Linked DNA regions of Mus musculus: all the other regions are linked to region 2. The links are chromatin contacts, found by POLR2A ChIA-PET in ENCODE. All regions are on one chromosome and are shown on one strand. Each heading gives the region's core, a stretch centred on a gene start or an enhancer-like site at or near the end of the contact. The rest is flanking DNA. Distances are from core to core; before and after follow the strand shown.

Evidence for each region. ChIA-PET counts read pairs that join two places held with the same protein, here RNA polymerase II (POLR2A).
Region 1: POLR2A ChIA-PET joins it to region 2 with 11 read pairs in embryonic stem cell. The contact joins the promoter of Pgpep1 here to the promoter of Fkbp8 in region 2. POLR2A ChIA-PET finds 5 or more read pairs at or near these places in 4 of 5 experiments (Patski and embryonic stem cell).
Region 3: POLR2A ChIA-PET joins it to region 2 with 12 read pairs in Patski. The contact joins the promoter of Upf1 here to the promoter of Fkbp8 in region 2. POLR2A ChIA-PET finds 5 or more read pairs at or near these places in 3 of 5 experiments (Patski and embryonic stem cell).

What each region holds. Positions count from the first base shown.
Region 1 is chr8:70,658,198-70,662,660 of GRCm38, reverse strand. Pgpep1 (pyroglutamyl-peptidase I) reads left to right here and starts at 2,923. Exons shown (of 5, transcript NM_023217.4): 1 at 2,923-3,051. The coding sequence starts at 3,018.
Region 2 is chr8:70,525,065-70,529,488 of GRCm38, reverse strand. Fkbp8 (FK506 binding protein 8) reads right to left here and starts at 1,746. Exons shown (of 9, transcript NM_001111066.1): 1 at 1,653-1,746; 2 at 1-98. The coding sequence starts at 75.
Region 3 is chr8:70,351,606-70,355,758 of GRCm38, reverse strand. It overlaps Upf1 (UPF1 regulator of nonsense transcripts homolog (yeast)), which reads left to right and starts at 2,480. Exons shown (of 24, transcript NM_030680.3): 1 at 2,480-2,981. The coding sequence starts at 2,766.

The DNA of each region.
Region 1 (4,463 bases), core at 1,674-4,173, 130 kb before region 2:
TTCTAGACGACACAGCCAGGAGTTGCTCCAAAGAACCATTTCTAAACAGGCCCACTCTGCCCCTCCCCGTATCCTTTCTTTTTCACTACCTCTGATGGGTGGTGAGCTAAAAGGGAGGTTAAAGCATTTAAAAACCATCTTTAAAAATAAAATTAGGCCGGGCAGTGGTGGCACATGTCTTTAATCCCAGCACTTGGGAGGCAGAGGCAGGCAAATTTCTGAGTTCGAGGCCAGCCTGGTCTACAGAGTGAGTTCCAGGACAGCCAGGGCTAAACAGAGAAACCCTGTCTCGAAAAATAAATAAATAAATAAATAAATAAATAAATAAATAAATAAATAAATAAAAAAAATTAGGGGGCTGGAGAGATGGCTCAGCAGTTAAGAGCACTAACTGCTCTTCTGGAGGTCCTGAGTTCAATTCCCAGCAACCACATGGTGGCTCACAACCATCTATAATGAGATTTGATGCCCTCTTCTGGTGTGGCTGAAGACAGCTACAGTATCTTCATATAAATAAAATAAATAAATCTTTAAAAAATAAAAAAATTAAACAAATTAAAGTTACATAATTGATTGCAGCCTTCTGGGTACCTCTGGATTATGAGTGTGTCTCTGGGTGTATTGGGACCTGGGCTCTTAGATGTTCCAACCATCCATAAGGATGCCAGAGCTCAAATAAGCTGTGTTGAGTGTGACTTCCAGCCTGGGCTTGTACACAGGACTCCCTGGTATCAGGTCCAAAGGAAATTATTTCTCCAAGCCCCAAAAGGCAGTCCAGCTATCCAGAAATGAGTTCAACCTGGGCTATGGGAAGATTTCTAGCAGTTAAGTAAATGCTGGATTTCCTCAGGATCTTGGAAATTATTTCCCATCTACCAAAAGGAGTCATTTCTTACTCTTACTTCAGGCAGAAGGAACATATGGCTACCAGTGGTGCCTATCAGCAGACCAAAGCACATGCTGGCCTCCAGGCTCCCTTAGTGTCTCAAGTAACTGTCTCTCAATTCACAGTTCTCGCTAGCCCTTCCTGTCTTCTTCCCCAGCCTAAACTCAGTCCAATGAGGGCCCCCATCTACTCATTCTCCTAATTACCCTGCATGTGCTCTTGCTCTCTCTCTCTCTCTCTCTCTCTCTCTCTCTCTCTCTCTCTCTCTCTCTCTCCTATTGCCCCTCCCCCAACATACTATGGATCCGTTTGTCTGTTTATATGCTATGCAGTCAGAGGAAGGGTTCTTGGCTGTGCATGGGAGCCAGTGTTCCCCCAGTGTCCCGGAACATGGAGGGTCATAACTGCTTGGAACAAGATGCTTGTGGCTCAGTAAGGCCCCACCCTGCCTCTGCAGACACAGATAGGGGGCTCTGTTTTCTCCTGGTGTTTTTGCAGAAATCACAATAGAGGATTACAGGGTAGGCAGGGGATGTCCCAGGTACCCAAATGGTGGTTGGGCACCAGGTCAAACACCAGCCTTCAGCAAAAGGCTGCCTTGACAGGCTAACCCTAAAGCAGCTGAAGTGACACACACCATAGTAACAAATAAGATTTTTTAAAGCCGAGCGTGGTAGCGTATGCCTTTAATCCCAGCACTCAGGAGGCAGAGGCAGGCAGATCTCTGAGTTCGAGGCCAGCCTGGTCTACAAAGTGAGTTCCAGGACAGCCAGGGCTATACAGAGAAACCCTGTCTCGAAAACACCAAAAAAAAAAAAAAAAAAAAAAAAAGATTTTTAAAAATATGAAACATTAGAAAAATGGGACCTCCTTAAGATGAGCCTAAACGATGTCCAGGTAGGGGATGGAAAAACAGCGTCCTTAAAAGGAGATGACAGTCGGAGAAGGACTGCAGGAGGAGGAAGTCTGGGCAGTGAACAGCTAGATGTGCAGGTGAGCAAAGGCTCTGGGGTAATAAGGTGCAACCTGGAGCCAAGGAAAGGAAGTATTCCAGTTAGCCATGTTGGCAGAGAGTCAAAGCTCTTCCTCCTGCGCCCCTCCCTCAGCTTTCTGCTGAAGTGACACTTCTGTCTTCCTCAGAGCCATGCCTCGGTGTCCTTGTTTGTAAACTGTGATGAGTGAACACAATCAAATTGTTCCCCCGCCCTATGTCTTACAGGAAGAGAAACTGAGACTGAGAAGGTTGGAGCGGAGCACACTCCCATTGCCCACTTACGTGTTGGAGGCACGTTTAAAATTCAAGTAGGGGGAGGGTCCTGGCAGCGAATAGGCGTGGCCAGGCAGGGGGACCAGGGGAGATGGCCTGGGCTGGTCGATACTTGGGGCGGGGCATGGCTCCAGGTACCTTGTGAGCCCTGCGGCCACAGGGAACCTGGCGGTGGTAGACTGGGGGCGGAGCCTAGATGGAGACCCGGTATGCATGCCCAGCTCAGTGTTTTCAGTGGCATAAAGGGAAGGGGGGTCGGGGTCGTTGCCCTAGGTGGGTTCAGGGCGGAGTAGATTTTAGAAGGAAGAAGTTTCAGAGAGCATGGCCTGAGCCAGGGATGTCATGGGTCGCGGGTGTGAACGTGGACTGCGGCCTGGCCGAGGGGCATTGGAAGGATCTGCACTTGCGTGGGAGTAGGCGGAGGTACATGACCTGGGCCCAGTTGTTTTAAGGATGGGTTTGGGAGTGTCTTGGGAGCTTGGGACCTGGCTGGAGCGTGACCCCGACCTGAGAGTTTGGAAAGCTCCAGGCGTGTGATTCTTGGGGGCGTGGTGGGTCCCTTACAGGACCTGGAGGAGGGTCTTTGGAAGACTGGGGGCGGGGTTGGCTAGGGGTGTGGTTTCTAGGAGGCGTGGCCTAGGAATGGCCTGGCCCGGGCGTTGGGGTCCAGGGTGTAGTGGTGCGCTTGGGGCTCGGCGGAACCCGGGGGGCCGCGCAGGGGAGCGTACAGCTGGTCGGGGGCGTGTCCGGGGCGTGTCCGCGCAGGCCCAGCGTTAGGGGGCGGGGCCGAGCGGCCGGGCGGGGCTCGGGGGTCCGTGTCCGCTCCAGTCCCTACAGCCAGGATCCTAGAGAGTGCATTCCACCATGGAGCAGCCGCGGAAGGCGGTAGTGGTAACCGGTAGGTGCATCTGGACCGGGGCGGCGGGGCAAGTGTTCGCGGTTGCCAGAGGTTTGCAGTTGTCGCCGCCCGCGATAGCACCGTTCGGTCCTGGTAACCTGGAAAGTCCGGGGTCACGCGGCCGGGAGTTCGGAGTGCGCGGGGACTAGGGTGCAGACAGGTCACCTCGCGTACTGCAGTCCCTCCCTGCCTCTTCAGAGCTCTGGCATGTCCCCACCCGCTGACCCCGGGGACAAAGGCGGGTTTACGGCCAGGAAAAGTCCCAGTGACATACGATCCGCTCAGCTTCTGCTCCTGGCACCTTGTATTGTTGGAGGGGCCTGCAACCCGGTTTGGGGCAGGTGTTGGGCCTGGAGTCAACCTGACCCCGGAATGACCCAGGGACTCTAGAGACCAGCTCCTACTGTCACCAGCACCCCCGGAAGCCAACTGTTCTTATTTCCAGGCCTTGGAGGAGGGCACTCGGGTTAGCCTCTGCCCTGAGAGGCCACAGGGAGTGAGCCAGGAAAAACTCCCACTCCTACAGGTGTTTTATAACTGAGAAAGGTTGGGACTTTCTCCCTGCTGTTCCCTGCAGTACAAGTGTGAACGACAGTGTCCCTGATCCATTGGAGCATTCTGGGGGTGGGGGTGTTTATTTGGTTGGTTGGTTTATTAAGATAGAGTCTCATTCTGTTGCACTATCCTGCTGACCTGGAACTTAACTCTGTGACCAAGGCTGGCTACAAACCCAGGGTGATGATTTAGCTTCAAACTTCCAAATGATAGGGTGAGCAGCATGTGCCACCATGATGAGATGCCCCAAGATGTGTCCTCTACCTGCTGTCCTGAGGTATGGTGGCTCTCTCTTAACCTCTTAACACTGGCAGCAGGCTCTTACCACCTGAGTTACACTAACCCAGGTTCTTAGATGTGTGTGTGTGTGTGTGTGTGTGTGTGTGTGTGTGTGTGTAGAGGTTAACCTTGGGTGTCATTACTCAGGCTCCATCCACCTCTGTTTTGAGAAAGTGTCTCAATTTAGGACGCATTCAGAGGTAGCATTTTTCAACCTGTGAGTCACGACCCCTTTGTGGGCCAATTGACCCTTTCACAAGGGTCACCTCAGATTGTGGGGAAACACAGATTTTTATATTATGATTCATAACAATAGCAAAATTACAGTTATGAAGTAGCAAAAGAGAGAAAGAAAGAGAGGATGGCAGCATTAGGAAGGCTGAGAACCCCTGCTCTAGAGCTTGCCAGTTAGGCTAGACTAACTGGCCATAGCGCCCCAGACTGCCTGTCTCTGCTTCCTCAGCCCTGGGAATACAAGTTTGTGCCTCCTCACCTCCGGTATATGGTGCTGGAGAGCTGAACTCGGGCCCTGTGTGGCAACTGACTGAGGTATCTTTCCAGCTGTATTTATTTATTTT
Region 2 (4,424 bases), core at 497-2,996:
CTCAAAGCCCTCCAGCAGTGGGGCCCCAGGAAGTCGCAGGGCAGCAGGCTCAGAGGGCTCAGCCCAAGACGCCATGCTGCTGGGATCAGGAACTGGCCCTAAGGGGACAGGCAAGTGTGACAGTGATAACCCCATCTAGGCAGCCCCTCCAACTCCCTCCAACTGCCATCCCTCATGTAGCTCCCTTTCATTCATCGTATATTCGCTGGGCATCCTACCAACCTGGCTTGTTGAAAGGAACACAGACCTCACACGCTGAGCCACAGACTGCAGCTGGGTTAGCTGTTATTATGGAATCTTTATAAGCACAGAAAGTAGGGAAACCCTAGCTTACACAGGAAAGATCCAACAAGCACAGAAAGACAAAGCCCAGCCAGGCATGGTGGCACACGCCTTTAATCCCAGCACTCAGGAGGCAGAGGCAGGTGGATTTCTGAGTTCAAGGTCTACAAAGTGAGTTCCAGGACAGCCAGGACTATACAGAGAAACCCTGTCTCGATAAACCACCAAAAAAAAAAAAAAAAAAAAGACAAAGCCACTTAGCCAAAGTCAGAAAACAAGCCAATTAACAAGAGGGTCAAGATCGAAAGTTATTGAGCTGAATGTCAAGAAAAGGGTGTTGGGGTAATTGAGGCAGTGGGGACTGTCACTGAGGCCTTGGGACAGCAATCTTTATAAGTTTTATAACTTATTCATTTGAAAAAGGTGAACTTTTAGTAGAGGTTCCTGACTCTGGCCACCTTCTCTGCTAAAGGATCCAGCAATAAAGGATTGGTGCTAGAAACTTAATGTCTCTTGCTGAATCTCCCAACAACAGAGACGATGGCTCCAACCTGCCTCTATCACCAAGTCTGCTTCCAGCTTTTAATCGTAGTAGGGCACTGGGGAGATAGCTCAGGCAACAGGGCACTTGTCTACCAAGCACAAGACCCGGGGTTCTAACCCCAACGCTGCAGAAACCATGTATCAGCAAATGCCTTTCATTCCAGCAATCGGGAGGTGGAGGAAGGATGACCAGGTATTCGAGGCCATGGAATTCATGAGTTACATGAAATCCTGACTCAAGAAATTGAAAGCATAAGCTAGGATTGTAATTCGTTGGAAGAGCGTTCTCCTAGCAAGCACGACGCTTTAGAATTAGCACCCCTGTAAACCAGGTGTGGCAAGGCACGCCTGTCATCCAGCTCTTCGGACAGGAAGGCCAGGAGTTCAAGGCCAGCCTGAGCTACACACCCACTTGAAGACTAGCTTAGAATACTGGAGACCCAGTCTCAAATTAAATAAAAGCGAAAGAGTAGTGGGAACACCAATATGGACTCTTGCACCATCTCGCTGGCCCCAGGCCTCTCTGCGGAGGCCCCCAACCCAGCTGTAGAACCCTACGTCCTATCAGGCCCTCTCCTTAAGCCCCAGGAAGCCCCGGAGCCCTGCGTCCCTGCCCTGCGACCCTCACCTGCGGGGCTCCTTCCGGGATCCGGCCCCGACCGGAGACCCTCCCGCCCCGAGCCCCCACAATGCCCCGCGCGCCCCGCACCCCAACGCCGCCCCGCGCCCGGTCGACACTACCGCCCCGGGAGGCCCAGCCTCCCGCAGCCTCGGGAGGCCTTGGCCCCGGGAGCCTCGGCCTCCTCGCTACGCCCCGTCACACGTGCCTGCGGCTCGGGGACCCCGCTCGGGGTCCTGTGCCCCCTCCCCGCCCCCAGCCGCGGCCGCCGCGCCTCGGGAAACAGCTTCAGATACGCAGCCCCGCCCCCGCGCACCCATTGGCTGTTCACACCGCGTCTGCCGTGTTTATTGGCTTGTGCACACGTCCGTCTCGCGCCCTCGACACCACCTCCTTCCTGGTAAGCTCCGCTGGCCGTTTCTTAAAGGGGCTCTAGCCTCTAGGTGGAGGGGCTGTTGGGAGTGGGAGATGGGAACGCACTGGGCGCACAGTGGGAGAGGATAGCAGCACGCCCTGATTTGAGTTCATGCTGGGGCAGGCTTCCTCCTGCTTACATACGAGGTAGAAATAAACAAGAAACACTGTAGCTCATGCGCGGTCATTTTCGGGGCTCTTTGGAAAACAATAATATTTCATAATTTTACTTAATACTTTATTTCATGTCCTCCTTCCCCTGCCCCTCTCTTTTCCTGGGGCGTGGTGAGCAAGCCTCTCTGTGTAGGCTTGGCTGTCCTGGACGCAGCACGTTTACCAGACCAGGCTGGCCTTAAACTCATGGAGATCATACTGCCTCTATCTGCTCCTGGGATTAAAGGTGTGTGCTACCACACCCGTCTCAACTATTTTATTATAGCATTCTCTTTTGTTTCATGTTTTATATTGTATTTTAGTTAGCCAGGGTCTGACCATGAAGCCCAAGCTGACAGCAAAGTGTTTAGCTTGCTTGTGAGGTTCTGGAGTCTTAAAGAATTATTGATTTAATTTTATTAGTACACTGTCACTGTCTTTAGACACACCAGAAGAGGGCATCAGATCCCATTACAGATGATTGTGAGCCACCATGTGGTTGCTGGGAATTGAATTTAAGGACCTCTGGAAGAGCAGTCAGTGCTCTAAACCACTGAGCCATCCATCTCTCCAGCCCCAAGGTTCTGGGGTCTTGTGTGACTGCTTACTAAGTTACCTTGAAGGTACAGACGGGGTCAGGAAGCCAGACAGGGTGCTTGCCTGTTGTCTCAGTACTTGACAAGTGGGGCACTGAGGATCAGAAGTTCACGACCCGGCTTGGCTACATTGCACTGTCTAAAAGAACAGTAGCTGAAAGCTGAAGGGCAGTCACCTGAGATACAAGGTTTTCAGTAACTGCCTGCTGTCCATGCAGACTCTGCCAGAAGGTGCTAAGGTGTCAGGGAGAAAGCAGGGCCTCTCATTTGAAGGACCTTATCTACTCTCCCGAGCTGTCACCTTTCAAGAATGATCCTGTAATTCTTTCACTTGATATCAAAGAAACCATGGGCTTGTTCCAGTTCTGAGGGCTTTGAACCTGGCTACATCTGAAACCCAGTGGGGTTTGTTTTTTGTTGTTGTTCTTTGGTTCTTGTAGTACTTGAAATTGGATCTGGGACCTTTGCACATGCTAGGCAGAAGCTCAGTTAAGCAGTGTAGACCTCAATATCTCTTTACATGCAAGGAAAACTATATATTATATATGGAATATATATATGAATGAATGAACATGCGCCTCCCTGGTACACAAGTGAATGCCAAAGGATAATTTGCACAAATGAGTTCTGTCCTACCATGTTGGAGCTGTAGATTGAGCTCAAGACTGTAAGGTGCTCATGCCCTGGCTCTACTCCCACTGTGTAACTTTTTTCTGTTGCTCTATTCATACAGTTATATCTCTTAGCTATTTTCTTTTTCTTCCTCTTTTGTTTTCTTTTTTAAGATTTATTTATTTTATGTTTGTCAGTACACTGTACAGATGGTTGTGAGCCTTCATGTGGTTGTTGGGAATTGAATTTAGGACCTCTGCTTGCTCAGGTCAACCCCGCTTGCTCCAACCCAAAGATTTATTTATTATTATAAATAAGTACACTATAGCTGTCTTCAGACACACCAGAAGAGGGCATTAGATCTCATTATGGGTGGTTGTGAGCTACCATGTGGTTGCTGGGATTTGAACTCAGGACCTCTGGAAGAGCAGTCAGTGCTCCTCCCCACTGAGCCATCTCACCAGCCCTAGTTTTTGTTTTTCAAGACAGAGTTTCTTCCTGTGGCTCTGGCCACCCTGAAACTAGCTCTGTAGACCAGGCTGGTCTAGAACTCACAGAGGTCCACCTACCTCCCCGAGTACTGGGATTAAAAGCATGCGCCACTACCACCTGGCATTTTATTTTCTTTTTGAAGTAGGAAAGTCTCACTACATACATAGTCAGTCTGGCTTTGTTTTTTTGTTTGTTTGATTGATTGTTTGTTTTGGTTTGGTTTTTCAAGACAGGGTTTCTCTGTGTGGCCCTGGCTGTCCTGAAACTCACTCTGTAGATACACGAGGCTGGCCTTGAACTCAGAAATCCCCAGCCTGGCTTTGAGCTCACTCTGTAGCCCAGGTTAGCCTTATATTTGTGGTTATAGTCCTTGCTACAGCCTCAACAGCAGCTGAGCTCCCAGGTGTGTGCTAGCACTCTGGGCTGTACGGAAGCAAAGAACTGATGAAGTTTAGGAAAATGTGTTGTCCTGTGGAAAAACTTGAGCAGCTTTCACATTTGAGTTTCATCAGTCTGGTATGGGTCTTTCAGACATCTAAGGATGGAGTGTGGGCTTTGGGGCTTCTACACAGCCATACAGACAGCAGTAAGCAACCTGAATCAGTAAGCTTTCTAAACAGAAAACAGAAGACACAAGTTGCTTAGGGCTGGGTGTGGGTGGGTGGGTGGGTGGGTGGGGGGTGACAGAGAGTCAAGGACAGAGAGGAAAAGGA
Region 3 (4,153 bases), core at 1,231-3,730, 170 kb after region 2:
TTGTTTGTTTGTTTTTGTTTTGTTTTCTCTGTATAGCCCTGGCTGTCCTGGAACCCACTTTGTAGACCAGGCTGGCCTCAAACTCAGAAATCTGCCTGCCTCTGCCTCCCAAGTGCTGGGATTAAAGGCATGCACCACGCCCGGCTAATTCTTTTCCACCGATTTCAGTGGGACTGAGAGCACACCATGTGCCACATGCAGGATTGGAGGACTCCTGCCTGAGAAGAGGTCTTGAGCAATTACTTGTCTTGTTTAAAGATTTAATTAATTTTTTTTGGGGGGGGGTTCTAGAGACAGGGTTTCTCTGTGTAGCCCTGGCTGTTCGGAACTCACTCTGTAGACCAGGCTGGCCTCGAACTCAGAAATCCACCTGCCTCTGCTTCCCAAGTGCTGGGATTAAAGGCGAGTGCCACCACCGCCAGGCTTAATTTTTTGAGACAATGGTTCTCTTGTTTATCCTGAATCTCACTTTTTTTTTAAAAAAAAGATTTATTTATTTATTATATGTAAGTACACTGTAGCTGTCTTCAGACACTCCAGAAGAGGGCGCCAGATCTTGTTAGGGATGGTTGTGAGCCACCATGTGGTTGCTGGGAATTGAACTCAGGACCTTCAGAAGAACAGTTGGGTGCTCTTATCTGTTGAGCCATCTCACCAGCCCCGGAATCTCACTTTTTAAACCAGGCTGGTCTCGAACTCTCAAAGATCCTACTCCAAAAAGACAACTGAAGTCTGGACTCTGGTGGTTTAATCTTATATCCTGTTGACTGACCCAAGAGGTTGATGAGATGGCTCAGTGGGTAAAGGGGCTTGTCACCAAATCCGAGTTCCATTATTAGGAGAGAACCAATACCTGTAGGTTGTCTTGTGATCCCACACATGTGCTGTGCATGTACAAGTGTGCCCACACACAACTAAATAAATGTACTAAGAATTGAAAAACAACAAAGCAACAGAGAACCTTTTATTGAGCAGTGGCTACAGGCACTACTGTCCCTCTATGGAAGGTTGCAGCGAACTGGGCTAACTAATCCTTGGCCTGATGGAACATTTACTTATCTGTTTTTGTTTGTTTCATTGTGTTTTTTAGCCAAGTTCTAATATACCTCAGGCTGGCCTCAAACTTGCTATACAACTTAGGATGACCTTGAATCCTTGCTCTGTCTCCATCTCCAGAGTCCTGGGAGACTGCGCCTCTACACTCAGCATCTGTTTTTGTGTGTTTTGAGATGATGTAATGTTGGGTGTCCTGAACTTCGCTCTGTAGACAAGGCTGGCCTCAGAGTTACAGAGATCTCCCTGCCTTCGACTCCTGAGTGCTTGGATTTTAAGGAGTGTCCTTACTGGGAGATCCACCCAAGCAGAGGCAGCCACCCTCCTGGGTTTTTCCCTCGCAATAAATCTCGTGTTAGGTTTGTTGTGTGCTGTGACTTTGTTCTATTTCTTGGCTCCCAATTGCCAGGATCTTTTGGAGCACAGCTGAAACACTTTGGGGAACCACCTCCACCCCTCCCCCTGCCCAAGCAGAGCAGATACACTTCTGTGGGGGGAATGCCTTTCCCTTCAGAGCTGCAACACTTACACTTCCTCCACTGAAGAGTGGGAAGGAAACCCAGGGAGGAGTGTTTCTCTAAGTCTCGCAGCTGGCTGTGGATGCTCATCAGTTGGTAGCTTCTGCCTAGCACACAAGAGCCCTTAGTTCCGTGGTCAACATTGCATGTACACCTGTCACCCCACCACCAGGCACTTTGAGGCAGGAGGATTCCCCCGAATTCCAAACCAACCATGGTTACAGTGTGAGACCCTCAATCAAAACCAAAACAGGCCGGAGAAATGGCTCAGAGTTGTGCACCCAGCGCTTACAAGAGGAGCTCACATCCATTCATAACTAGTTCTAGGGGACCTGACCCCTTCTCAGCGATTCCCAGGCTAGCTCGGACCAGTGCGACTTGATCGCAAGACAAAAGAAGCATTTATCTTCACAGGCTTCAGGAGTGCTCGGGGTAGCAGTGACTACCATTTGGCAGAGTCCCCGCTCCCTACTCATTTATTCAATCGATGAATACTGAGAATGGCCACGAGCCAAGTGACAGACGGGGTAACTAAGGTTCAAGGAGTGCAGGTGCGTGGTCCCCGTGCCACAGGCTCCACACCCAAAACCTTCTGGAGAGAGCCTCAATCAGCACCTAACGAACATCCAGCCCTGAAGCCCGGAGGTGAGGACGTCGCATGCGCGCATGCGCACCGCTAGGCAGCAGTTGGGGCGGGGCCAAGTTCGCGAGCCCAGGTCCTTTAGGCGGTTGAAGGCCCGCCTCTTCGCGCAGGCGCACGGCGAGTTCCGCCCTCCCGCTTAGCTCCCAGTGCTCCGGTGCGGTTGGCTACTTTCCGGGAGGAACGCGCGCGCCTGCGCCGGCGTCGGACTCGCGCACGCGCATCTGTGCCGGCGTCCGGCTCGCGCACGCGCACCGCAGCGGTGGCGGCGACGGCGGTTCCTGTCCAGGGGTCTGAGAGCGGCGGTCGGCTTTGAGGCGAGCAGCGTTACGGAGGGGCGCGGCGGCGGCGGCGGCGGCGGCGGCGGCGGCGGCGGCGGCGGCAACTCAGAGCTCAGAACCGGCGGCCCGGCTCTGCTTTCGGAGGCCGACTCGGAGCCCGCCCGGCTCTCAGGGCGGCGGCAGCGGCTACTCCGGATTACGGCCTAGGCCTAGCCGAAGCCTCGGGCTCGAGTGCGGTGAGGCGCCCGCTGAAGGCGCGGCCCGGGCGGCAGGATGAGTGTGGAGGCGTACGGCCCCAGCTCGCAAACACTCACCTTCTTGGACACTGAGGAGGCCGAGCTGCTCGGCGCCGACACCCAGGGCTCCGAGTTCGAATTCACCGACTTCACCCTTCCCAGCCAGACGCAGACGCCCCCCGGCGGCCCCGGCGGCGCGGGAGGCCCGGGCGGAGCGGGCGCAGGCGGCGCGGCCGGCCAGCTCGACGCACAAGTGAGTTGAGCGGCGCATGGCGGCGCCGGAAGCCGGGCGGGCGCGGGAGCTGCGGCGCTAGATCCCAGTTAACCAGCCTTGGGCCCCTGTGAACCTGAGCCAGGTCCCAGTTAGACGGCGCTGGTCCGAGCTACCGGCTTCAGGTCCAGTTAACAAGCCTGGGTAACTGCTTCCTGCTCTGGCTCCTTAAACATTAAGTCCCTATTGGCCAGCTCCAGTTACCCACCCTGGATTCTTGTTTAAACTGCCCAGGTACCCGCCACCTGCCCTAGGTCTCTGGTACCTTATTACCAGATCTGGTTCCCGTTACTTGCCCTTTTCCCAGATCTCTGCTTCCACCCTATTCCAACTACCTCTTCCAGGTCTACCTGCCACAGTCATTGCCACCTGACTCAGGTTCCTGCTACCTGCCCTAGTCCTTGCTGCTCTGGCCCACCCAGCTACCTACCATCTTCTCTGATTCCCAGCCTCTTGTCCCAGCTACTTGCCACCTGTCCTTTTTTCCTCCACCCTGCTAGGCTGGGCAGTGACCTGCATTAGTGTCCCTCCTGTAGCGCAGGATCTGCTCGGCTCAAGGCTTAAGCCAGAGCTTCCCTCACTCCCCTCCTAGGTATGTCTAAGGTGACCTGTCCACAGTTGCTATCCTCTGGACGGACCCACATTGCCCTCCAGGGTCACCTGTTTGGCTAGTCCAACCACCCCATCTCACCCTTTTGCCACTTCATCCACCACCCCCTCCAGCCAGGGTTCAAGTTCAAGTTTGGGTTAGGGGTTCCCTGGAGCAGAGCCAGGGTTTTGTCGCCTCAAGTGGAAATAGCCCACTTTGTGGATGGAGAGGTGACTGCCGGTTTGTTTTTCCTTCTGGGTTGCCTGTTGCTGAAACCGGTGTTATGTAACTCCTAGGCTCTGCTTGGAAAAGTTGGGTTTGAATTTTGTTCCTTACCCACAATGGGTACCACATGGGTGACTGTGCCTTGGGGAGGGGCTTTTGTTTTGAATGATAGGCTGCCGATGTAGGCATTTCAGGTTGGGCCAGGGCCAGGCCCCCTCTGCCTCCCCATCAAATGCTCTCCCTCTCTATGGCTGGCTTGGTGTCAGGCACCTCTTGGCTTTGTTTTCCTGTATTCTCTCGGGGAGGGGGGGGAGCTGCAGGCTAGAGCCACAGGTGTTCT